Regions from separate parts of the Homo sapiens genome. Here all the other regions are linked to region 1. A link is a loop called in an ENCODE intact Hi-C map of the cell type or tissue named here. Cell type or tissue: PC-9. All regions are shown on one strand.

Region 1 (8,000 bases):
TCCAGGTAAGAAACTCACACACAGGTAACGTGTATTCTCAAGTACACTCAGTATAGACAACTACCCACATGCAAATGAGCCAATGCACATTCACATGGATGTTCTACCAAACACCTTCATGCCTAGAATAGTCCTTACTACATGAAAAGGTCTCAATAAATACCTGGTAAATGAATATATGTATATCTGCTGACACATTCAAATATGTTCTCTCTCTCACACACACACACACACACACACACACACACTACATCTATACATACAAGGGTTGTGTCCACATATCTCCACATGTTCAGTCAATCCATATACTTCTTGTTCAGGAAAAAACACATACAGATACCCCTTTTCAAACATACACATATACACAGGAGTAAATGCACATGCATGAACACTGTACATACTTCAAGAGAGACCACTAGCATAGTCATATCACATGGACATGACACCAAAACCAAGCGTATTCACACTGTCCTTGTGCTCTCAGGCCCTCCTGCTCGCTCTCAGAAAGGGTTCTAACCTAAGTCATCTGTACCCGGTGTAACAGGCTGTTCTAGGCCACTCTGTTCTCTTTCTCTGGAGAATCTGCATTTTAACTGGAACTGTAAAGCCTGTCACTAAGAAGCTCTGAGAAAGCAGAGACAGGTCAGAAGTGTTTTCCAGAGGCTTCTAAAATTCTTCCCTATAGGGATTAATTTTATAACTATTTAAAACTTAAACATAGCTTATAAATTTATAAAATCTCAGAGCAGTGGTAGCGGTGAGAGAAAGAGAGAAGGGGGTTGAGAACTGGATAGTGATAGCAGCTATTCTAGAGAATACTAGGAGAATATAGTGAAGAGAGGCTTACCCAGGGTCTGCCCGGCCAGCACCCGCCCATTCTCTCCCAGCACAGCTGCCCGGGCATGGCGCTCATTGGAGTACTGAACAAAGGCATAGCCCTTGTGCACAGAACAGCCGGCCACACGGCCATACTTAGAGAAGATGGTCTCCACATCTGATTTCTTCACCAGAGCTGTGTTGAGGTTTCCAATGAAGACTCGAGAGTTGATGGACTTGGGGTCATTCTTGTTGGTTACATTGCTTGCCTGAAGCTTCAAGGACATGGTGCCCACCTGAAGAAAAAGAGCCTCGGTGAAGCTGGGTCCCTGGGCTGGGCTCAAGGACTGCCCACGGCCCATATCCTGGATAAATGAATTGCCTCTTACCTTCCTTAACCCTTATAGCATCCAGCCTACCTGTTCCTGCATCTTGTTTTCTTGTCATATTACCAAGAGTTGCCACATATTGGCTGCTGACCTCATGCCAGGTGCTTTACATACATTCCCTCATTTGTTACTCACATGATATGCAGAACCACAACATTTTACAAGGGAGAAATCTCACATTCAGAGAGACCACAATGTTAGTGAATGGCAGGGCTGGGATCTGACCCCCTGATCTGCTTGACTCTAATTCTTTTGAGTCTACTCCTTTAATGCTCATCTCAAATGTTATCCCATTCAGGATCTAAATTTGAAGATCTTCAATGTAGAACCATGGTCACATGGTATTTGCAAGTGATGTTTACTCTAGACCACCACCATATGATGAAAATTGCAGGGGCCGGGCATGGTGGCTCACAACTGTAATCCCAGCACTTTGGAGGCCGAGACGGGTGCATCACCTAAGGTCAGGAGTTCGAAACCAGCCTGGCCAACATGGCGAAACCCCGTCTCTACTAAAAATACAAAAAATTAGCCAGGCGTGGTGGCGGGTACCTGTAATCCCAGCTACTCGGGAGGCTGAGGCAGGAAAATTGCTTGAACCCAGGAGGTGGAGGTTGCAGTAAGCCACTGCACTCCAGCCTGGGCGACAGAGCCAGACTCTGTCTAAAAAAAAAAAAGAAAAGAAAAGAAAACTGCTTAGTCTGATCCAGACACAGACCTGTCTGAATTGCTACCAACCATTTTGAAAAGGGTATGCTAGCTAAGCCCGATAATGGTTTGAATTTGTGTCCCCGCCCAAATCTCATGTCTAATTGTAATCCCCAGTGCTGGAGGTGGGGCCTGGTGGGAGGTGACTGGATCATGGTGACTGAAATCATGCATTTCCCCCTTGGTGCTGCTCTCATGATAGTGAGTGACTGCTCGTGAGATCTGGTGTTTAGACGTGTGTAGCACCTCCCACTGTCTCTTTTCCTCCTGCCCTGGCCATATGAAGACGTGTCTACTTCCCCGTCGCCTTCCACTATGATTGTAAATTTCCTGAGGCCTCCCAAGAAGCAGAAGCCTGTACGGCCTGCAGAACTGTGAACCAATTAAACTTTTCATTATAAATTACCCAGTCTCAGGTATTTCTTTATAACAGTGCAAGAATGGACTAACACAAAGCCTCACCAGGCACTCGCTGTGGCTAAGGGTGGTATACAATACTGAATAATCCCAAGATCCCACAAGTTAATGTCATGATTACTCATATTTTACCAGAAACTGATTGACAAGTTCATTAACTTACTAGTAATGAGCATTCGAACACAGGTCAGTCTGTCACTAAAGTCTATTTCTTTCAACTTTATCATTTTGCTTCCCAGAGCTAAAGCCAATTTAGATACCACAGAAAGTCAGCACATTCACCTGAGAATTATTTTTAATAAATTTATTTTTTAGTTACCCATATTAATACTAACTCGTTCAAATTTTGTTCTGTTTGGCTTAGAGATGAGACTGCACCTACCCTTTGCTCTCTATATTCTGGCCAGGTCTTTTACCCCAAAGGGCTGTACAAATTTTTCCCGTACAGTTTACGGCTGGGCATAGGCTCCAAGAGGAAAGGGGAAAGGAGAGAAGCTCAATTTCAGTAGGAAAAGCCTCAAGTTAAGCCTTGGCAGTTCCCGGCCCAGTCTTCTGCTCATTGGTACAGGTTGATGCCACTCCCTTTTGGAACCCTCCTATCTCAGTAACCTAACCTTAAGGCCATTTCAGGTGATAAAAGACTCCAAATAGCATATATAAAAACTTTCATCAGTCTGCCAACCTATTTACCTAATATTTTGGGGGGACTTCTTTTCAGTGAACTGGAAAAGATACATCTGTATCTCTTATCCCACTAGGGGATAAGAGACTCTTTTTCTCTTAAATCCTCCCAGCCTGGAAGCTGGCACGTTCTGACCAGCAGGTGGTACTGTTTACAAGGGAATCATAGGCTGGACGTGAGCCCAACTTGGGAAGAAACTGCTCCCAGGGTTAGGCTTAAAGTGAACCCAATGGATATACTAGAGTCAGCAGTGCATTATCTCAGATAAAGGAAAGGGGCTGAGAGGGTCCCATCACTGCTACTGATGAAGGGGCTGGTGCCAGCTTTGGAACTGACTTGGAAAGAGACAGACTCTTGTTACTCAGTTTGCCTTTGGTTCCACTCATCTACACTTATCAGGCAGTGAGGGACACAAAGGTAGTAACACACTGTGCATACGAGGCAGGAAATGCTCAATACATGTTTTTCCCATGGGCTTGCCATTCCTCACAGTTCTCGCTGACAGTCCCTCTCCTACATGGATGACAAGCCATTCAAGGGTTAATTCCTTGTCTATCCACGGGTATACAAGAAGTTAATAGGGCCCCTGTGTGGGCATCAGATGATTCTCTCCTAGGTGGTTCAGCTCAAAGTGCTATAGTTTTGGCCTAGGGAGAAGCCACCTGCTTTGGCTAGAGGGAGTCAACCAAGCCTGGGGTGTGGATAGAGATACAAAGAGTGACCTCTACTGGGAGCCACAAGCACCACTGAGCAGGAAGCATTTGCTGAACAGCTGTTCGTGGTATTGTGACGAGATCAGGACTCACCTTGACTGGTGAGCCAAGTTTTTAAGGTTTGGCCCTGCCAGTCTTTTCTCTCATTCCTTGGGGTTTGGAATGATGTACATAAAAGGACTTTGCAAACCCTAAAGCCCTTCACAAGATCTTGTAATTACACTGGCTTGCACCTCTTTATTCCAATACTGCCATCTGCGAACCCCATTCTAGATGAGGGTAAAGGTCACAGTGGAACACATTCTGTATAATGCCAAGGAGGGGCAGCCAGAAGCCATGGCATATGAAGATCAGTTTTCTGATCTGTAGAGGAGAGACTTGGGAAGTGTATGTATGTGGTTGCAAATGCTGCTCTGGGTGAGAAATCTGCAGTTAAAAGGAGAAATGCTCACCTATGGCATGCGCTAGGTACCCAACCTCTTGAGCTCCTCGTCTAAACAGCCCCCTATCCACTTTCATGCCCTGTACACTCCTTTGGAAAGTGGGATGTGCTACAGTTGTGTGGACTCCCTCAGCCCAAGGAGACAGGTATCTGTGGGGGTGTGCAAAGGCTTGAGTGACCACACACATGTTGATGAGGCTCCTCTAAGTGAGGGATAGAGGTGGGAAAGGGAATGAAAAGGAGGTAGAGCCAGGCTAGGTCTCCCTGAACTGCCAGGTTCAAGTACAGAATCCTAATGAGTCCAAGAATTCTAAATTAAGACATGGTATTCCAGGTTGTTGGGAACATCACAATTTATTAGCTTCATTCAGAACCTTCAAATGTTTAAACATATGGTACATGGGTCTCTATTTGTACTCTTATTACTCTGCCCTGCAAATGTTATAGGGCAGGCCTGACAAAACTCGGGGCACAGTAAGTGTTCAATCAATGTTAGGGAGGGAGTGGTTAAACATATGTCCCAGGAGGTGGTCAGAAGGTCTAGCTGTGGGCTGCCTTAAGTGGTTAGGACCACTAGGGCAGAGGTCCCAGATACCATTTTCTAATCTTTCAACCAAACACCCACTTCCACAGACCAACTCAATCCCTCCCACCCAATTCTTCCTATGCTTTTCAAGGTACCCCCTAGCTTAGAGTGGCAGCCCTAGAAAATATTGACATCCATTCAGCAGGAGCTACTTCACTTGGTAAGCTATTTCCTGCCCTGGGCCAAGCTCTGCCTCACAGATTAGCTGTGTAATTGAGAGCAAGGTGTCTGCAGCCCCCAGGGGTCCTAGGTTTAGCAATGAGCTGAGGAGAGGTGGGTAGAAGGATTGTTCTTGGTGGCTGGGGGAAAGGAGAGAAGCAAATTTATTCCTAGAGACTTCTGCAATGTCAGATGAGCAGAGACCTGTGTGCACATGGAGCTTATAAATGCTCTTACTCGGAAGAACAGAAGAGAAGTTTTACCCACAGTAAAAACTTGGCCAGGATGCTACAGCTAGTGAGTAGCAGAGACAAGATTACCCCATGGGTCTTCTGACGCTAAGTCTAGGGTCCTTATATTCCATTTTTCATTTGGGGCTGGTAAGAGACAGGCCCCCAGGACACTGAGGAGCTGGGAGAGAGCACAGTGTCTCAAAAAAAAAAAAAAAAGAAAAAAGAAAAAAGCTACGTTTGAGAAAACTGGGGACTGGCTCCCCAATAAGTGCCTTCACCTTTACCTGCAGGAGAAACAATTGCTGCATAAAAGCTGGGCCTTTTAAGCTAATTAAAATCCACTAGTGAAACAGGCTTTGAAATGCAATTTACGGCTCAAAGGGATGGGCCTGCTTCTCCAGGCTAGTAAGAGTAGAAGAAATGTGGCAAAAACAAATTCAACAAAAAACAAGCCTGAACATGGAGAAAAGTGGCAGGGGTTTGCAAAGGTAGAAAAGCCCTAAAAGGTACCTCTGATCTTTGGGTAAATGAGACACCCAGAGAGCCGTCACAGTAACAACAGCCACTGGCTGGGCACAGTGGCTCACGCCCATAATCCCAGCACTTTGGGAGGCCAAGGCAGGTGGATCACTTGAGGTTAGGAGTTCAGGACCAGCCTAGCTAACATGGTGAAACCCCGTCTCTACTTTAAAAAAAAAAAAATTAGCCGGGCATGGTGGCAGATGTCTGTAATCCCAGCTACTTGGGAGGCTGAGGCAGGAGAACTGTTTGATCACCGCCACTGCACTCCAGCCTAGGCGACAGAGCGAGACTTTCCGTCAAAAAAAGAAAAAAAGAAAAGGACGGCCACTAATTACTGAATGCTGCACAGTATTACAGTATTTAACCCTCACAACAGCCCTGTGAGGAGGTGTTTGACATAGGGAAACTGAGATAGGTTCAGAGAAGCAAGGTAACTGGTTAATAGAGCAAAGCCAGAACTGGAATCAGGACCTCAAAAACAGGCACCTGCAGGGGCAAGATTGCACATGGCACAGGGATGCCTTGGGTTCTGACTTCCCTGGCAAGATTATGTTACCTTGAGTCAGCCACACACGCTCTCCTTGGTCCTCACCCTTTCCCTTTTCTACTACAATTCCTCACAGTTGTACAGAATTTTAGTGAACAAAGCCAGTTTATATCTCTTATGGTATGAATGTGCCTCCTCCACCAAATCTGTGTGTTGAAACCTAATCCCTAATGTGATGGTATTAGGAAGTGGGGCTTTGGGAGTGATGAGGTCCCAAAGGGAAGGGAAAGACCTCAAGAATGAGTTTAATACCTTTAAAAAAAAAAAGAGCCCCAGGCCAGGAAGTGGCTCACGCAAGTAATCCCAGCACTTTGGGAAGCCAAGATGGGAGGATCCTTTGAGGCCTGGAGTTGGAGACCAGCCTAGGCTACATCATGAGACCCCATCTCTACAAAATAAACAAATAAGAGGCCCAGAGAGCTACTTTGTGTCTTCTATCATGTGCGAACACAGTGAAAAGATGGTTGTCCATGAAACTGTAAGAGGGCTCTCACCAGACATCTGTTGCCCAGGCTGGAGTACAATGGCACGATCTTGGCTCACTGCAACCTCCGCTTCCCGGGTTCAAGCAATTCTTCTGCCTCAGCCTCCTGAGTAGCTGGTACTACAGGTGCCCGCCACCACAGCCAGCTAATTTTTGTATTTTTAGTAGAGACGGGGTTTCACCATGCTAGTCAGGCTGGTCTCGAACTCCTGATCCACCCTCCTTTGCTTCCCAAACTGCTGGGATTACAGGCATAAGCCACTGCACCCATCCCGCCCCATTTTATAAATGAAAAAAAAAAAAAAAAAAAGAGGATCAGCAAAGATAAGTGACTTACTTAAGGTCAACCAGCTGGTGAGGGGAGTGTAGCTAGGGGTCCTGAATCAAGGCTTCTTACTCGACACTCTCCATTCCACTGTCTCAATGGCTGTCTTAACACTCTAAAACTCTGCCATGTCACCCCTCATGTGCTCCAAATCCTATCAGATCAAGTCTAGTCTCAGGCACTCAGAGAACTCTGTAAATCCTCCCCAGCACTAAATCTCTTCCTCCTGAAATACTCATTTCAAGGGAGGAGCTGCTGCTTTAGGTCTTGATGCCCCCAATGCTATTTATAGTCTCTGTCTTGGTTCAGTCCTGCTGGACCCCTCTGGCCTTATTCTCCTGCATGGGGATGAGGGTCACAGCAGCCTGTGGCCAGCTCTCTGCCCTTAGATAACCCTGGGGACATCCGGGTGGTTCAGAAGGAAAACAGCTACTAGTGATGGGAAGACTATTTCTGGAGAAAGTCAAGCAATTAGACTCATCAGTGTCCAGGGCCTCCTTGGTCCAGAGGCTCCTGCTTTTACCAGGCGGCCAGGGATGACAGAACATCTATTAATCTCATTAAACTGGCCAAGCCCTGGTTCATTAGCAGTGCCCAAATGATTGTTACTGGCCAGACAGGACTAATTTCCCAAGGAATGCTCTTTAGTTCCTGACCATTCCCACTCTCATGAGTCAGCTCCCTGCATGTCAAACAGCAAAAGCTCCTGGATGGGTGAAGTGTAAGCAGTGCAGGCTACAGGTCCAGAAGGCTTGGCCTTGGCTCTGCTGTTCTTAGTCATGTGACCTGCAACAAGTCATTTAACTTCCCTAGGCCTTCTTGTCTTTAATCCGAAAACAGAAATAATCTCTTCCCTGATTACCTTTCAGGTCTGATACAAGAATCAAATAGGCTAATTGATGTGAAAGCGCTCTGTTGCATCTGTAATGTACTATCAAAGAATATGGATTATGCCAATTTCTATTATTACCCACTTC
Region 2 (8,000 bases), 340 kb after region 1:
TGAACAAGCTTCAGTGAATCTTCTACCATTTTATGCAAAATTGTGAGTGTTTTAGCATTTGTGTGCAAATCTGTATACAAATGTTCATAGCACTTTTAGGTATAACAGTAAAAAATTTAGCCTGGGCAACATGGTGAAACCCGTCCCTACTAAAAATAGAAAAAATTAGCTGGGTGTGGAGGCACGCACCTGTAGTCCCAGCTACTCGGGAGGCTGAGGCAGGAGAATCGCTTGAACTTGGGATGTGGAGGTTGCAGTGAGCCAAGATCATGCCACTGCACTCCAGCCTGGGCAACAGTGAACACTTTGAGATGGAATCTCCCCATGTTGCCCAGGTGAAAACCTGGTGGTCTTTCAATAGCTTTACAAAGACAGTTTAGTTTTGGGGAAGGGCTATTATCATTTAAACTGTAAATTAAATTTCTGCCGAAGTTAGCTTGGCCCAAGCCCGGGGATGACTAAGGGCAGTTTGGAGGTTAAAGGCAAGGTAGGGATTGGTTAGGTCAGGCGTCTTTCTCTGTCATGATTTTCTCACTGTTACAATTTTTGCAGAGGCAGTTTCAGAATGGTGGGGGGCTTAAGCCCCACTAGAGTGGGGGAGGAGGGCCAGAAGGTAGTAGAGGAGATAGAGGGTGTAGGAAATGGTTCAGAAGAACATCTGAACTGTTTCCAGTTTTTACTTTTTTTTTTTTTTGAGACAGGGTCTAAAAAAAAAAATAGTAAAAACTGGAAACAGTTCAGATGTTCTTCAGTGAGTGGTTAAATGGTGAAATAGCCATACTATGGAATACTACTAAGCAATAAAAAGGAACAAACTATTGCTATACACAACAACTTGGATGAATCACTAGGGAATTATGACGGGTGAAAAAAGCCCATCTCAATGGTATACACTTTATGATTTCATTTATATAGTATTCTTGAAATCACAAAATTTTACAAATGGAGACAGATTAGTGGTTGCCAGGCATCAAGGATGGTGGGAGAAGGGGAGGATTTAGGGTGTGGCTATAAAAGGGCAACTCCTTGGAGTGATGCCCCTGTTCTGTATGTTGACTGGTGGTAACACACTGTAGTTGTGCAAAATGTTACACCAGGGGAAATGGGGTCAAGGACACGTGGGATCTCTCTTTATCATTTCCCACAACTGCATGTGAATCTACAGAAAAAGTGATTTCAAAATAAAAAAATTTAAACAAATGCAGGGTGGGTACAGTGCCTCATGCCTGTAATCCTAACACTTTGGGAAGTCAATGCAGGAGGACTGCTTGATGCTAGGAGTTCAAGATCAACCTGGGCAACATAGCAAGACCTCATCTCTAGAAAATTTAAAAAATTGGCTGGGTGTCCTGGCACGCACCTGGGAGGCTGAGGTGGGAGGATCACTTGAGCCCAGGAGTTTGAGGCTGCAGTGAGCTATGAATGCACTACTGCACTCCAGCTTTGGAGACAGAGTGAGATCCTGTCTCTACAAATAAAAATAAAAAAGGCTGGCTGGACACAGTGCCTCACGCCTGCAATCCCATCACTTTGGAGGCCAAGGCGGGCAGATCACTTGAGGTCAAGAGTTCGAGACTAGCCTGGCCAACATGGTGAAACCCCGTCTCTACTAAAAAATACAAAATTAGTCAGGCGTGGTGGTAAGCGCCTGTAATCCCAGCTACTCAAGAGGCTGAGGCAGGAGAATCGCTTGAACCTGGGAGGCAGAGGTTGCAGTGAGCCAAGATCGCACCACCCCAGTCCAGCTTGGGTGACAGAGTGAGAGTGTCACAAAAAAATAAAAAATTAAGTTAAATTAAATTAAAAAGGCAGCCTGGGCCAGGCTCAGTGGCTCATGCCTGTAATCCCAGCACTTTGGGAGGCAGAGATGGGTGGATCACTTGAGGTCAGGAGTTTGAGACCAGCCTGGCCAACATGGTGAAACCCCCTTCTCTATTAAAAATACAAAAATTAGCCAGACGTGGTGGCATGTGCCTGTAGTCTCAGCTACTCGGGAGGCTGAGGTACAAGAATCACTTGAACCCAGGAGGTGGAGGCTGCATTGAGCCAAGATTGCACCACTGCACTTCAGCCTGGGAGACAGTGTGAGATGCTGTCTCAAAAACAAAAAAAAGGCAGCCTGTGTAAAACTGAACTTGAATTAAATGTCATCCTCCACCCCAAAGTTTGTTCTTCCAGTAATCCTCATCAAGGAGAACAGGGCACCAGGGCACCCTCTGGGGCGGCACCACTTGGGTCTTCCCTCAACCCACTGCTCCCCCTCCCCACTCCCCATTTCTGGTTCTTCTGCAAGTCTAGCCTATTCTGTCTCCCCAATACATCTCAAATAAACTGTCTTTCCATCCCCACAGTTGTTTACCAGCCCAGTTCTCTGCTGTACAACCTCAGCAGCCTCCACCCCGACCCCCCACTGCCACTCTGGCCCCCTCCAGTCTGTTCCAGAGCAGCTAGGGTGAACTTTATAAAACATACATCACATTGTGCTGCTCCCCTGCTGAAAACCTTTTGTTAGCTCCACACTGATCCCAAGATAAAGTTTAGCTGCTCCATCAAACCCCATCTCTAGCAGTTCACCCACACCCAGCTTCTGTGAATCCCAGGAGACCTTTCTCCCCAGGGCTTTGAAAATGCAGTTCCTGCTGCCTGGGCCATTCTCCTGCCCTCCTCCCCTAGATCTCCACAGTCCTGCTGCCCTTTCTTCACCCAACATGCATCCCACTGTCCTAGGAACTGATTTCTCTTTAACTGTCTTCATTACTCAATACACAAACACATTCTTGCAGTAAATATTCAAACAATGAGGAAGTCCAAACAGCCTAAAGAGAAAGTAAGCCTCACCCCATTCTATTGGCCTCTGGGAGGGAACTACCACTGACCTCGGCCTTCCTGATCCACCACCTCCTGCTTATGTTATTCACAGTAGGAATGGCCAGCTGAGGTCATCTTATTCTACATGACCTTTTCCATAATTCTATAATTTCTATAATTGCTTGTTTTATAATTTCTCTCCTCTACCAGACTGCAGGGCAGAAACTACAGGGAGTGTCTGTCTCAGTCAGTCTTTGAATCGGAACCCCACTAGATGGAGACAGGGCTACCCCGCCCCCCATTTCCTGGTGCGAATTGTGATCCTTCAAGAAGTGAAGGGAGTCCTGGAGCAGTCGCTCACGCCTGTAATCCCAGCACTTTGGGAGGCTGAGGCGGGCAGATCACTTGAGGCCAGGAGTTCAAGACCAATCTGGCCAACATGGTGAAACTCCGTCTCTATTAAAAATACAAAAAAATGGCCGGGCGCGGTGGCTCACGCCTGTAATCCCAGCACTTTGGGAGGCCAAGGCGGGCGGATCACGAGGTCACGAGATCGAGTCCATGCTCGCTAACACGGTGAAACCCCGTCTCTACTTAAAATACAAAAAAAAAAAAAAATTAGCCGGGCGTGGTGGCGGATGCCTGTAGTCTCAGCTGCTCTCGAGGCTGAGGCAGAAGAAGCAGAAGAATGGCGTGAACCCCGGGAAGCGGAGGTTGCAGTGAGCCGAGATCGCTCCACTGCACTCCAGCCTGGGCAACAGAGCAAGACTCTGTCTCAAAAAAAAAAAAAAAAAAGGAAATTAGCCGGGTGTGGTGGTGCACGCCTATAGTCCCAGCTACTCAGGAGGCGGAGGCACGAGAATCGCTCAAACCTGGGAGGGGGAGGTTGCAGTGAGCCGAGATCGCGCCACTGCACTCCAGCCTGGGCGACAGAGTGAGACTCCGTCTCAAAAAATTAAAAAGTGCAGGGAGTGGCTGAGATCTCCTAGGAAGCTGCAGGACTCAAAGCTTCAGCTTCATCCCGCCAGTCCAGTACTTCGAGTTTGCACCCTATCTGTATACTCATCTCATCCCACTCCTCCAAGACCATTCTTGGTCTGTATTTCCCACAATATCTATTCTGCGCCATGGCCCCGAGTCGCTAAGGCTGCCCTTCCTCCCCGACGCCCAGCAGATGCACACATGGAGGTGCTCAGTGTTTGCTGTCTCCAAAGCCCACAGTTTTGAGCCTGAGCACCAACCCCATCCCAGGTTCTTGCAGAGCACGGAACAGTCTGTCGGCACCCAGCGTTTGCTGGCCTGGGTCTGGGAACACCGCGTCCCGGCCGGGCACACCGCGCCAGCACCCACGGTGTCAGTTTAATTTGTAAAACTGCACCGGCCACGGTGCGCACTGCAGGCGCCAGGTGTTTGCTGGCTTGGGTCCCTAAGCTCTGAGTCCAGGCTGTGCACACAGGTGGCGCCTCTGCTGCTGTGGTCTGATTTTGAGACTACGTCCTAGCACGAGGCATACAGTCCGCTCCGCAGAAGTTCTTCGTGGTCAGGCCGCCGAGGCCCTCCTGCCCGCAGCTGCGACCGCACCCCCGTCCCGGGCCCCGCGCGCCGCCAAGCCGCCTCCCTGGCCGCGGCTGTTCCAGACCGCCCCGCCGTCGCCTCCCGCGCAGTTCCCTGCAGGGAGCCCCTCCCGCGCCCGCCCAAGGCCGCCCAGGCTGGCGCTGTTCCGGACCCGAGCCCCCTCCCCGCCGGCCTGGCTCTCCCCGGCTGTTCCGGCCCCGGAGCTCCCCCGCCGGGCCTCGGCTCCCGCGCTGTTCCCGCCCGCGCCCCTCCCGCCCCGCGGCTGTTCCAGCCCCGGCGCCCTCCGCCCCGCGGCCGCTGCGCGCCCTAGGCCGGGCGCTGCGAGGGCGCGGCGGGAGGGGGCGCAGCGCGGAACAGCCGCCTCCGCCGGCCCCGCCGCCGCTCACCCTCCAGGGCCTCAAAGATCGCCTGCGCCATCTTGGAGCCGCCGCCGTCGCCGCCACAGGAACCGAAGCCCGGCTACGCGAGCATTGTGGGAGCCGTGGCGGTTGAGTCGGGGCCGCCAGGGGGCGCCCAGGAGCCGCCGCCGAGCCCCCAGCCCTGGAAACCCAACCTAGGCTCGCGGGACCCCAGCATCTCTGGGCTGCCCTGGCTCCACTCGATAACCCAGTCACCGGGCCACCGAGTGTGGACCCCGCCTCACTTGAACGACCAAGTCTACACCGACCTTATATCCGCCGCACACGCGGAACTTCCCATCCCTATTATCTAAATCCGCATCCCCATCTCACCGGACCCGACCCCCCAGCTCTGACACAGAATCCCCCATTCCCACAGCACGTGAGTCCTCCAGGTCTGCTGCACGGACCCCATTTCCGCTGAGCACAGTATACCCCGACTCTGCAACAAACCATGACCCCTATCCCATCTCACCCAGACCACCCAACTGTCACAGGGATCTCCAGGCTGTACAACATAGATTCCCATCCCTCATCCCCTATTAGAGACTTCCCGCCCCTACTACCCTGCTCAACTCTGCCTGTTGGGAGCCCGCCTCAGCCTCCAGAGTAGCGGGGACTACCGGCACACGCCACCATGTCCTACTAATTTTTATTTTTATTTTTTTGTAGAGATCAGGGTCTCACTATTTTGTCCAGGCTGGTGTCAACTTCTGGCCTCCAGCGATCCTCACGTCTCGGCCTCCCAAAGCACTGGGATTACAGGCGTGGGTCTCCGTGCTGGGGATCCCATTATCTCTTAAGTAACTCCATCTCTTCACCCTCCATCCCTGCTTGTTGGGACCCCATTTCTGTCACATAAACCCCCAACACCCACCCCAGCCACTCCTAGCCCAGCCTCCGAGGGGTCCTATCCAGGTCTCACAGAATGAGAGGTGCTCCTCACTGGGACTTCCCCTACACACACAGACCCCTCTCATCTTCATTCATCCTCCATCAACTGCTTATTAACGGCCTGCTATGCACCAAGTCCCGTAATAGCTCTAGAGACATGGTGGTCCTTTCCCATGGAGTTAGAGGTGGGAAGAAAGACCGACATTAGGCCAGGCGCGGCGGCTCATGCCTGTAATCCCAGCACTTTGGGAGGCCGAGGCAGGCGGATCACGAGGTCAGGAGTTCGAGACCATCCTGGCCAACCTAGTGAAACCCCGTCTCTACTAAAAATATAAAAATTATCTGGGCATGGTGGCACGTGCCTGTAATCCCAGTTACTTGGGAGGCTGAGGCAGGAGAATTGCTTGAACCAGGGAGTCAGAGGTTGCAGTGAGCCGAGATCGTGCCACAGACTCCAGCCTAGCGACAGAGCAAGACTCTGTCTCAAAAAAAAAAAAAAAGACCGACATTAAATCTTAAAGGTTATTTAATTACAATGTGTATGCCGGCCACAGTGGTTCACACCTGTAATCCCAGCACTTTGGGAGGCTGAGGCTGGAGGATCATTTGTATCCAGGAGTTTGAGACCTGTCTGAGCAACATAGTGAGACCCCGTCTCAACAACAACAACAAAAGTAGCTGGGCATGGTGGTTTGCACTTGAGTACCAGCTACTCAGGAGGCTGAGGCAGGAGAATTGCTTAAGCCTAGGAAGTAGAGGCTGCAGTGGGCTATGATCTCACCACTGCACTCAAGCCTAGGCAACAGAGTGAGACCCTTTCTCAATAATCAATGTGTGATAGTGGTTTCAAAGTACCCTTGGGAAACAAGCAAGAGTTTAGGGAGTGCATAGAGGGGAGGGGGAAACTAAGGAAGGGGCTATTGTTAAAGAAAAAATTAGGCCGGGCACAGTGGCTCACGCCTGTAATCCCAGCACTTTGGGAGGCCAAGGTGGGCAGATCACCTGAAGTCGGGAGTTTGAGACCAGCCTGACCAACATGGAGAAACCCCGTCTCTACTTAAAAACAATAAATAAATAAAATTAGGTGGCCATGGTGGCACATGCCTATAATCCCAGCTACTCGGGAGGCTGAGGCAGGATAATTGCTTGAACCCGGGAGGCGAAGGTTGCGGTGAGCCGAGATCACGCCACTGCACTCCAGCCTGGACAACAAAAGCAAAACTCCATCTCAAATTTAAAAAAAAAAAGAAAAAGAAAAAATTATTTACCTGGGTGTGGTGGCTCCTCTGTAATCCCAGCACTTTGGGAGGCTGAGGTGGCGGGAGGATTGCTTGAGCCCAGAAATTGGAGACCAGCCCAGGTAACATAGTCAGACCAGCATCTCCACAAATGATTTTTAAAAATATTAGCCAGGTATGTGGCACATACCTATAATCCCAGCTACTAGGTAGGGATGCTGAGGTGAGAGGATTTCTTGAGCCAGAGAAGTCAAAGCTGCAGTGAGCCATGATCATGTCACTGCATGCCAGCCCGGGTGACAGAATGAGACCCTGTCTCAAAAAAAAAAAAAAAAAAAGAAAAAAAATTGTTCAATGATCTTTGCTAAAACACAAACACAATAAGGAAGGCTTTATTCAGAACTACTGCGATAGGTACCACTACAAAGGGGCCTTGCAGTGGGGGAGAGAGACTGGGCTCAACTCTGAATACAGCATAGGCAAGTGGGAATTTATAGCCGAGGAACATCATGGGGGCTGGGGGTAGGGAGGTCAGTTGATAGAAAATTACCAAGAGGAAACATCGGAGGTAAGGGGAATTCTGGCTAAACCGACCTAACAGGATTCTTGCTGAAGATGGGCTAGGGTAATCAACATCACCTAGGAGATGGTGACAGATGAGGAACCTGATCAGATATCTAGGATGATTAAATATTAAGGATGGGGGTTCCTGCTAAACTGACTTAAAGCATTCTTTGTGAAAACTAGATTTTACAAAGAAGTGCACAGGTGGGCCTAGCAGAAGATTCCAAAGTCTGACCAAGCAGTTACAGCAAGCAAAGAATCTTTGTCACCATCAATCATGAATCTCTCCCATGATCATGGCCACATCGTCATACAACGGGACAACCATGGATTGGACTCTAAATGTTCTCATTGGTTTTACTAAAATACCTATTTTAGCCTCAGCTAAATAAATAACAAATATCATAATTTTCATTTTCTTGTATTCACTATATAACTCCTACAATTAAAAATTATTTGTTTGCAGCTGGGCATGGTGGCGCACTGCTCTAAGCCTAGCACTTTGAGAGGCCAAGGCAGGAGG
Region 3 (8,000 bases), 210 kb after region 1:
CCAGGCAAGTGCACACAAGGCCACACCTGCATCCACACACAAAGAAGAATTGCACACACATGCACACAAACACGCATGTGCACACGCATGCACCAGGACATCTCTAGGCCCTCTTACACTCATGTGTACACACAGAGGCACATGTGTGTACACACAGAGAGCAGACCCAATAAAGGGTATGCACACGCATAGGCAGGCAAACTCCCACATGTAGGTGCACGGTCACATACGCTCAGGCACAAAGACATACGTGTCTGCACAGACACGGGCATACCCCTGTGCACAAAGCCACCCGAGCCTGTGCCCTCCCAGGGAACTGCGATCCCACCTCACAAAGCTCTGCCAGTTCTAAACCAGCAACTTGTAACTAAATAAATATGATAAACAACTCCCCTCCAGATGGCTCCGCACACACCCCCACTCCTCTTGCTTAGAGGGATGGCACATTCTATGCCAATAAATCCTCCTGTTTGAAAACATTTGCCTTCTTAATTGGCCCGTTTATGGGTAAAATATGTTTCTGGGTAGTGCTCTGCCAGAATGGGATGCAGAGATGCAGGGCTGGCGGTGTGTGCTGCCGCCCTGCCCTGGAGGGGTCCGGCTTGGCCCACCCCCAGAGACAAGGCCCAAAGCTGGGGGGAAGGGGTCTCAGCATGGCCAGGGCAAGCTCTTCCGTGATCTTTTCCTCCCTGTGCCTCCATGTCTCTTTCTTAGGGTTCACATTTGTTGAGCTTACTGTATGCGGCACTCTCCAAGGTCCTTAGAGGAATCCGCTGGCCCTCACTTGCCTTTCTCTGGTAGGGAGCCTGTGAGGTGAGGCTGACTGTCATAGCTCCCAAAGATATGTCAACATCCAAATCCCTGGAAGCTGTGAATATGACCTTATTTAGGAAAAGAGTCTTTGCAGATATAATTAAGTTAGGGATCTTAAGATGGTATCATCCTGGATTACCCTAGTGGGCCCTAAATCCAATGGCAAATGTCCTTATAAGAGGCAGGAGAAGACACACAGAGGAGACCTGAAGACAGAGCAGAGATCAGAGGCCACAAGCCCAGAAAGGCCAGGGATCGCTGCATCTTTTCCAGAGAAGGCAGGGCAGGGCTCTCCCCCGGAGCGTCTGCAGGAGCGTGGCCCTTCTGACACCTTGATACGAGACTGCTTGTGAGCGAATGTGTGTCTTGTTTTCAGCCACTGAGTTCATGGTCATTTGTCACAGCAACCCCAGGAGACTGATCCACCCCCTCGCGTATGGGAGGTGCCCTGACCGCACACAGCCAGGCTCAAATCCATCCTCTGCTGCCTCACGGGCTCTGCAGGAGACCCATGCTGGAGGTGGGGAAACTGAGGTCCAGAGAGGGTCTAGGCACCAGCCGGTGGCCAGGCAAGGACTAGAACGCAGCACCTTGGCCCTCCTCATGCGGCACCCACCCTTGGAGTTTTTACATCAGGAGCAGGGAGGGGAGGATGCCCAGCCCAGGACAGCCCCAAGCAGAGGGTCCCCTCAGGGTCCAACTCTGAGATGCACTGAGGAAGGACAGGAAAGAGACCTCCTTGGGGATTCCATTTTCTTTCATTCTAAGATGGGCCCAAGGTGGGTAAAGCGTGAGGACCCCTCATAGCCACCCCAGCGAGTGTTCAGATGTGCCGTGTGCCAAGACAACCTCTCCTTCACCTGCCCCCACCCGGGCAGGTGGGTACTGACATCTCTGCTTCCCTTGCTCAGGCAGGAGAGTGAGGCTGGTGAGACCCCCACATAGCTGGGTCACCAGACTGGTCAGCGACAGAGCCGGGATTCTAGCTCAGGCCCCTCTGCTTCCAATGCCACCTGCTATGCTGCCTCCCAGGTAAGAGCCAGGAGCGCGTCCCAGGGTCAGAGGATGCAGCCAGGCCACCAGAAGCAGCATGAGGTCCTGGTTCCTCTTTCTCCCCTCATCCATAAAGTACTGGTCTCTAGCTCGGCTGCCCATTGTGGGCCAGGGTGGGTCAGAAGTTTGAATCATCCGCTGTGTGGCCTTGGTCAAGTCCTCTCCCTCTGTGAGCCTCCATTTTCTCATCTGTACAATGGGGAATATGATAACAGCCATTCCTAAGAGTTGTCGTGAGGACCCATGGAAATAAAACCCAGGTAGCCCTTGGCAACATGCTGGCACCCAGCAGGCGCTCAATAAATGCTGGTGGGTGTTCAAGCGAGGTTAGAGCTCAGTGAGAGGGAGCACCTCGCCCCTGGCCACGGAAGGTCATTTGACCAAAGTGGAGGGGAGTGGGGGAGCCTGGCTGTGCTGGGGGCGGGGGGCACTGCAGCCCTGCCCCTGTGCTCACCATCAGCACCCCTCCCCAAAGGACACCAAATCCTCTGCCCATGGCTCAGCCCAGCCGCTGTTCTCAGAGCCAAGCGATGGCCGAGTGATCCGCAGGTACAGGGAGAAGGGGAGACAGGAGCATAATCCACATGTACAACCAACGTGACAGCTAAAGTTCTCAGTCCGGCTAATACGAACAGAAACCAGATCGTCAATGTCAGCCAGGAGGGGTCGGCTAAGGTTAAATGCAGGAAGAACAAAGGAAAGTGGCAATGTTGGTGCCGCCAAACCAGGTTCTGCAGAGGCAGTGACTGCATGGCCTCCGGAGTCAGGCGTCTGGTCCCTCCCATTGCAGGCAAAGCAGCGGCCCTTTTCTGTTTCATGTCGTGGGCTTCCCTGTAAGATCTCATTTGATGAAATGAGTCTGTTGCCAGAAAACATTTGGAACAGCCCTATCCTGATCCAATTGTCCTTTTCATCAATTAATTCATTTTGTTCAATTTAGCACATCCTGAGTATCTACTAAGTGCAGGCCTGCAGCGGTACTGAGCACAGGACTACACTGCTGATGGTATAAAGGGAGAGATCATACAAGGAAATGTAGTTTCTACAGGGAAGAGAGCCAGGCAGGAACACATGTGTGCGGAGCTATAAGGATATGTAACTGGGGAGCCCAGTGTCTCAGAACCAGGCCAGGCAGAGGAGCCTTGCCCTTGCTCTCAAGGACAAGCGGCAGGTGTAGGAGTGACAAGATCCAGCCCAGAGCAACCCCTGGTTGCTGAGTGGAGAATGGTTTGTAGGAGGCCAGGGAGACAGCAGGAAGGCCAGTGAGGAGGTCCTGGCAGGCAAGCCATCCTGGTGGCCTGGAACAGAGCCAGGGCAGGTTTCATGGGTGTGCAACCTGAGCAACCACACAGGGCCCTCACTCAGAAGGGCCACACACTTGGTTTAACAGTCTATTGTTGCTGTCTTGAAGTTCTGAATAATTTTTGAAAAAGGGGCCCTGTATCTTCACTTTGCACTGGGCCCCTCAGTGATGTAGCCCATCCTGACCAAAGCAAAGCCGGGATCTTTCTGAAACAAGCAGAGTCCTAAACAGACCTTCTCACTGTTGTGCTGGAGGCGGCTTCTACCAGGTCCGGGACGCTGTGGTTCAATTTCTTTTCTCCACATATTCCAGGGACCACAGGAATGGCTGAATGTTAAGAAATGTTTTGTCATGTTGGTAGCTTGAAGCTGGCCACGGTAAGAGAATTTACATGGAAATCAGCAAAGATTACAAATCAGGGTCTTTTTTTCTGAAGTCATTTCTTCATCAGCGCTTCCCCAAGTGCATCCAAGGTCCTCCTTGGCAGTATGACAAAAACATGGCTTCTGGGCACCCCTCCCCAGGCCTTGCTGGGCACTGGACAAGGTGAGGCTCAACTCCATGAGATCCCCTCAGCCCCCTGAGGCCACACTGGGCCCACAAACCTCACAGAAGGAGGAGGCAGAGAAAATTGGTGGAGTGGGGTTGGAAAAGGAAATTTGCCTAAGGTATGGGGGTGGGGAGCTCACCAGGGAAGTAGAGGGCAGTGGTTTAGGGTCTGTGCTCTTGGAGAACCAGCTCCAGGGCAACAAGTGAAGTCCCCAGCCTGGGACCCACTCCCACCCTCCCACGAGCGGGTTGCCTTCCCGCTAAGCCAGATGCAGGGCTGGGGGTGGGGGACACACAGGTATCCATGTCCACAGAGCTGTCCTGCTTTGCTGGACTCCTGGGGGCAGCAGAGGGACCTGGAACAGGAAGACCGCCTAGAAGATGAGCTAGCAGCCCACAACTGCAGCTCCCCACCCCCGCACGGCAGAGTGGGCCTCCATACATAGTGACTATTGCTGTGATTGTTGTTACAATGGCCCCACCTCCTGGCTGGCTTGGCCCCCTTCTCCTACACCCTAGACTCGCGGCCTCCAGACTCTGGCAGGAGCTAGGACACAGCCCTCTCCCTATCCATGGGGGTGTCCCTGTGGGCAGGCGGGGGACGAAGGAGTGAGGGGGTCAGTAGGGGGAGTGGGAAGCATGGAGAGAGGGGAAAGCAAGGGAGGGCAAGGGAGCAGCGCCCGATGCTAAGCAGACACCCCTCCCCGCCCCACTCCACCGCCTCCTCTAGGCCCCTCCCTGCGCCAGGCGCAGACCACCCGGGAGGAGCCCACGGTCTCCCCGTGGTTCGACGGGAGCGGGGCCCCACAGCCTGGGACATGGCGCCACCTGCAGGCCCCTGGGCGCGCTGCCGCGTCGGCCCCTCAAACCCGGGAGGAGGGATGGGGAGGACCCACACGCTCTAGGGACCCCCGCACAGCGTTTCCCAAAAGATATTCGGCGGAACCCACACCCTGGTCAGGTAGTTTGGGAGATGTCCCTTGGAGATTCCCAATGTACATTTGCCCCTGAAGTCTGGCTTGAGTGAACGCTTCCATTCCTTAAATAAACACAAGCCAGCCGGGCGCGGTGGCTCGGGCCTGTAATCCCAGCACTTTGGGAGGCCGAGGTGAGCGGATCACGACGTCAGGAGATCGAGATCGAGACCGAGGCCATCCTGGCTAACACGGTGAAACCCCGTCTCTACTAAAAAAATACAAAAAATTAGCCGGGCGTGGTGGCGGGCGCCTGTGGTCCCAGCTACTCGGGAGGCTGAGGCGGGAGAATGGAATGAACCCGGGAGGCGGAGCTTGCAGTGAGCAGAGATCGCGCCACTGCACTCCAGCCTGGGCGACAGAGCGAGACTCCGTCTCAAAAAAAATTAAAAAAATAAAAAAATCCTTAAACTCTTTAGGAATACAGAAAGAAAACATTGAAATTTTTTATTATAATTATTTCTATCCTAGGCTTTTAAAACTTCAAGGAGTTGTGTATTATTACACAATATATTAGTACAGTGGTACATTTATATAATTTATTAATAAATAAATATGGTATATACTCACAAATATTCTTTTGATAGGGGTTCAGAGACCAGATGAGTTCATTCAATACCTGGCATATACTAAATGCTCTGTGTTAGCTATCATAGCAGACTTTAGCTCCCAAAGACAGCCCCAGTAATATCTCCTGTCCCCCAAGCTCTTTTAGAACTAGCCATGTCCCCATCAAGAGGTGGAGCCTAATTCCTCTCCCTTAGAATCCCGGGTGGGTTTGCAACTCACTGATAACCAGTAAAATGCAGTGAAGTGATTCTGCATGACTTCTAAGTCTAGGTCACAAAAGATGACGCACCTTCCCCCTTGCTAGCTGGGACAATCACTTTTAGAGCCCTGAGCTCTGGCTACACTGAAGTCTCCACGCCATAAGAAGCCCAAGTCACATGGAGAGGTCTCAGGTTCCTGCTGACAGCCCCAGGGCACGTCCCAGTCAACAACCAGCATCAACTACCACACGTAGCACACCACTGACTGGAGAGGTCCCCAGATAATTCCAGCCTCCAGCCATGGAGGTCATTTCAGTCTTCAGGTCTCCCAGGTGCGGTCCCGGTTATCACGGAGCAGAGGCAAATCATTCCACTGGCCCTTTCCAAATTTCTGACCACAGAATCTGTGAGCTTAATAACATAGTTGCGCCGAGTGTGGGTGCTCACGCCTGTAATCCCAACACTTTGGGAGGCCGAGGCAGGCAGATCACCTGAAATCAGGAGTTTAAGACCAGCCTGGTCAACATGACAAAACTCCGTCTCTACTTAAAATACAAAAATTAGCCCGGTGTGGTGGCACGCACCTGTAATCCCAGCTACTCTGGAGGCTGAGGCATGAGAATCACTTGAACCCAGGAGGCGGAGGTTGCAGTGAGCTGAGATTGTGCCATTGCACTCCAGCCTGGGAGACAAAGTGAAACTCTATCTCAGAAAATAAAATAAAATAAAATAAAATAAAATAAAATAGTTGCTTTTCACAACTAAGTTTCAGGGGCGGGTTTCTTGCAGCAATGGAGAAGCGAAACAGCAATGAGTATGTACCCTGATGTCTGTCCACGCTTTGTATGAGGGAACCAAGTGTCCCTACATAGGCGCCCAAGCTGAGGAGGGAGATAAGGAATTTTCCTACCAAACAAGGAGCTTTGTGAGAGCGGGCATAGAAGTACTCAAAAAATTCTTTGGGTATTTATTTTGTTCACTTGTTTTGTTTTGTTTTTCTGAGACAAGGTCTTGCTCTGTCACCCAGGCTGGAGTGCAGTGCCATGATCCTGCCGCACTGCAGCCTCAACCTCCTGGGCTCAAGCAACCCTCCTGCCTCAGCCTCCTGAGTAGCCAGGACCACAAGCACGACCACCACACTTGGCTAATTTTTTATTTCTTGTAGAGACAGGATTTTGCTATGTTGCCTAAGATGGTCTCGAACTCTTGGGCCCAAGCCATCCTCCTAGCTCAGCCTTCCAAAGTGCTGGGATTACAGGCGTGACCCACCAGGCCCAACCAAAATACATTTGTTTGGCTGGGCACAGTGGCTCACGCTGTAATCCCAGCACTTTGGAAGGCCAAGGTGGGTGGATCACCTGAGGTCAGGAGTTTGAGACCAGCCTGGCCAACATGGTGAAACCCCCATCTCTACTAAAACTACAAAAAAAATTTAGCTGGGCGTGGTGGTGCACACCTGTAATCCCAGCTACTTGGGAGGCTGAGGCAGGAGAATCACTTGAACCCGGGAGGCGGAGGTTGTAGTGAGCCAAGATTGCGCCACTGCACTCCAGCCTGGGCAACAGAGCGAGACTCCATCTCAAAAAAAAAAAGAAAATTGTTGAATGAATGGCTTTCATAGAATAAGTAATTCATTTGCTTCTTTACTTTGTCAGACAATCAGTGAGATTGTCTGGGTGAAAACAGACAGGTCCTCAGGGTGGGAAGGGAGACCCAGCCCCAGAGGGGATCCCCTCATCAGCCCCTTGTGGAAAAGACAGGAGCCCCAACTCTTCTGCATGGCTGACCCTGCCGCTCCATTCCAGGTGACCCTGGGTGATCCCAGGTCCTGTTGCCTGTGGCCTTTTCACTGTCAGTAGGAAGTGGCCATGGGAGAGAGCTGGCCTCTAAAATCCCAGGGTTTGGTCACATTCAGGGTCAACACCTTCTAAGGGAGTCAGGGATGCATCTCTGTGACCCGGCTCCTCCCCCACCACAGCAGCAGGGAAGGCCTGGGGAGGAGGTATGTGTGTGACTGGATTCTTGTGACTCCACAACTGTGGCTTTGGACAAATCACTTTATCTCTCTGAGCCTGGGCTTTCTCTGCTGCAAAATGGGGTAACGAATGGTTCTGCCCTGAAATAGTTCTTGTGTGGGTTCAGTGAGAAGGTACAGATTGTCTGTTCTTCGTGTATGTTCCCTAAATGTTTCTACTCTGAAGGGGGATCCTTCTCCTCTGCTTCTCCCTCAGAGCTACTCTGCGGGAATTTGGACCAGTTTAGCCAGTGCCTCATGGAAATCTAGCCTGGGATTGGTGCAGAGTCTCAGCTGCAAGACCCAAAGTCTTGCGTGTCTAACCCAGCTCCACCTGGCTCCTCTGCGGTCTGGGCAAGGCCAGCATACAGCTGAGCAGGAAGGAAGGAAGCAGTTTCTGAGACGGGGTGCCCAGGCCAGACCGGAAGAGACATGGATGGGGAGACAGGGGAGCTGGGTTCATGAATTTGCTCTGCTGGTACTTGGCTGTGACACTTGGAAGCACCTTGGCGCCTCGGCCTCCT

The links. A loop is a pair of places that touch in the nucleus more often than their neighbours do. Peaks named below come from ENCODE experiments on the same cell type or tissue, not always from the same donor. Only the 100,000 strongest peaks of a DNase experiment are listed, where the experiment ranks them.
Region 2: a loop joins it to region 1, with 5 times the contacts of the local background. A loop is called at or near these places in 4 of 110 quality-filtered maps.
Region 3: it touches region 1 in a loop (13-fold over the local background); 93 of 110 quality-filtered maps call a loop at or near these places.

The regions. Positions count from the first base shown.
Region 1 is chr20:34,065,178-34,073,177 of GRCh38, reverse strand. It overlaps RALY (RALY heterogeneous nuclear ribonucleoprotein), which reads right to left. Exons shown (of 10, transcript NM_016732.3): 3 at 848-1,112. The coding sequence starts at 1,103. Among named protein-coding and RNA genes, the nearest start is that of MIR4755, 20 kb to the right of the region's middle. In PC-9, CTCF peaks have their summits at 2,958 and 3,159 (motif pointing right); DNase peaks (open chromatin) are centred at 3,147 and 3,747; H3K27ac peaks cover 939 bases.
Region 2 is chr20:33,728,822-33,736,821 of GRCh38, reverse strand. ZNF341 (zinc finger protein 341) reads right to left here and starts at 4,826. Exons shown (of 15, transcript NM_001282933.2): 1 at 4,770-4,826. The coding sequence starts at 4,800. LOC124904890 (a long non-coding RNA gene) reads left to right here and starts at 4,839. Exons shown (of 2, transcript XR_007067569.1): 1 at 4,839-5,176; 2 at 7,661-7,885. RefSeq lists enhancers at 2,716-2,795, 2,754-3,457, 5,126-5,185, 5,196-5,255 and a silencer at 4,306-5,015. In PC-9, a CTCF peak has its summit at 4,927 (motif pointing right); DNase peaks (open chromatin) are centred at 2,851, 3,841, 4,351, 4,801 and 1 weaker place; H3K4me3 peaks cover 3,021 bases; H3K27ac peaks cover 4,911 bases.
Region 3 is chr20:33,859,355-33,867,354 of GRCh38, reverse strand. No RefSeq gene overlaps it. Among named protein-coding and RNA genes, the nearest start is that of CHMP4B, 52 kb to the right of the region's middle. RefSeq lists an enhancer at 4,056-4,135 and silencers at 4,420-4,583, 4,586-4,635. In PC-9, a CTCF peak has its summit at 4,560 (motif pointing left); no DNase peak of the experiment used is centred here; H3K27ac peaks cover 1,527 bases.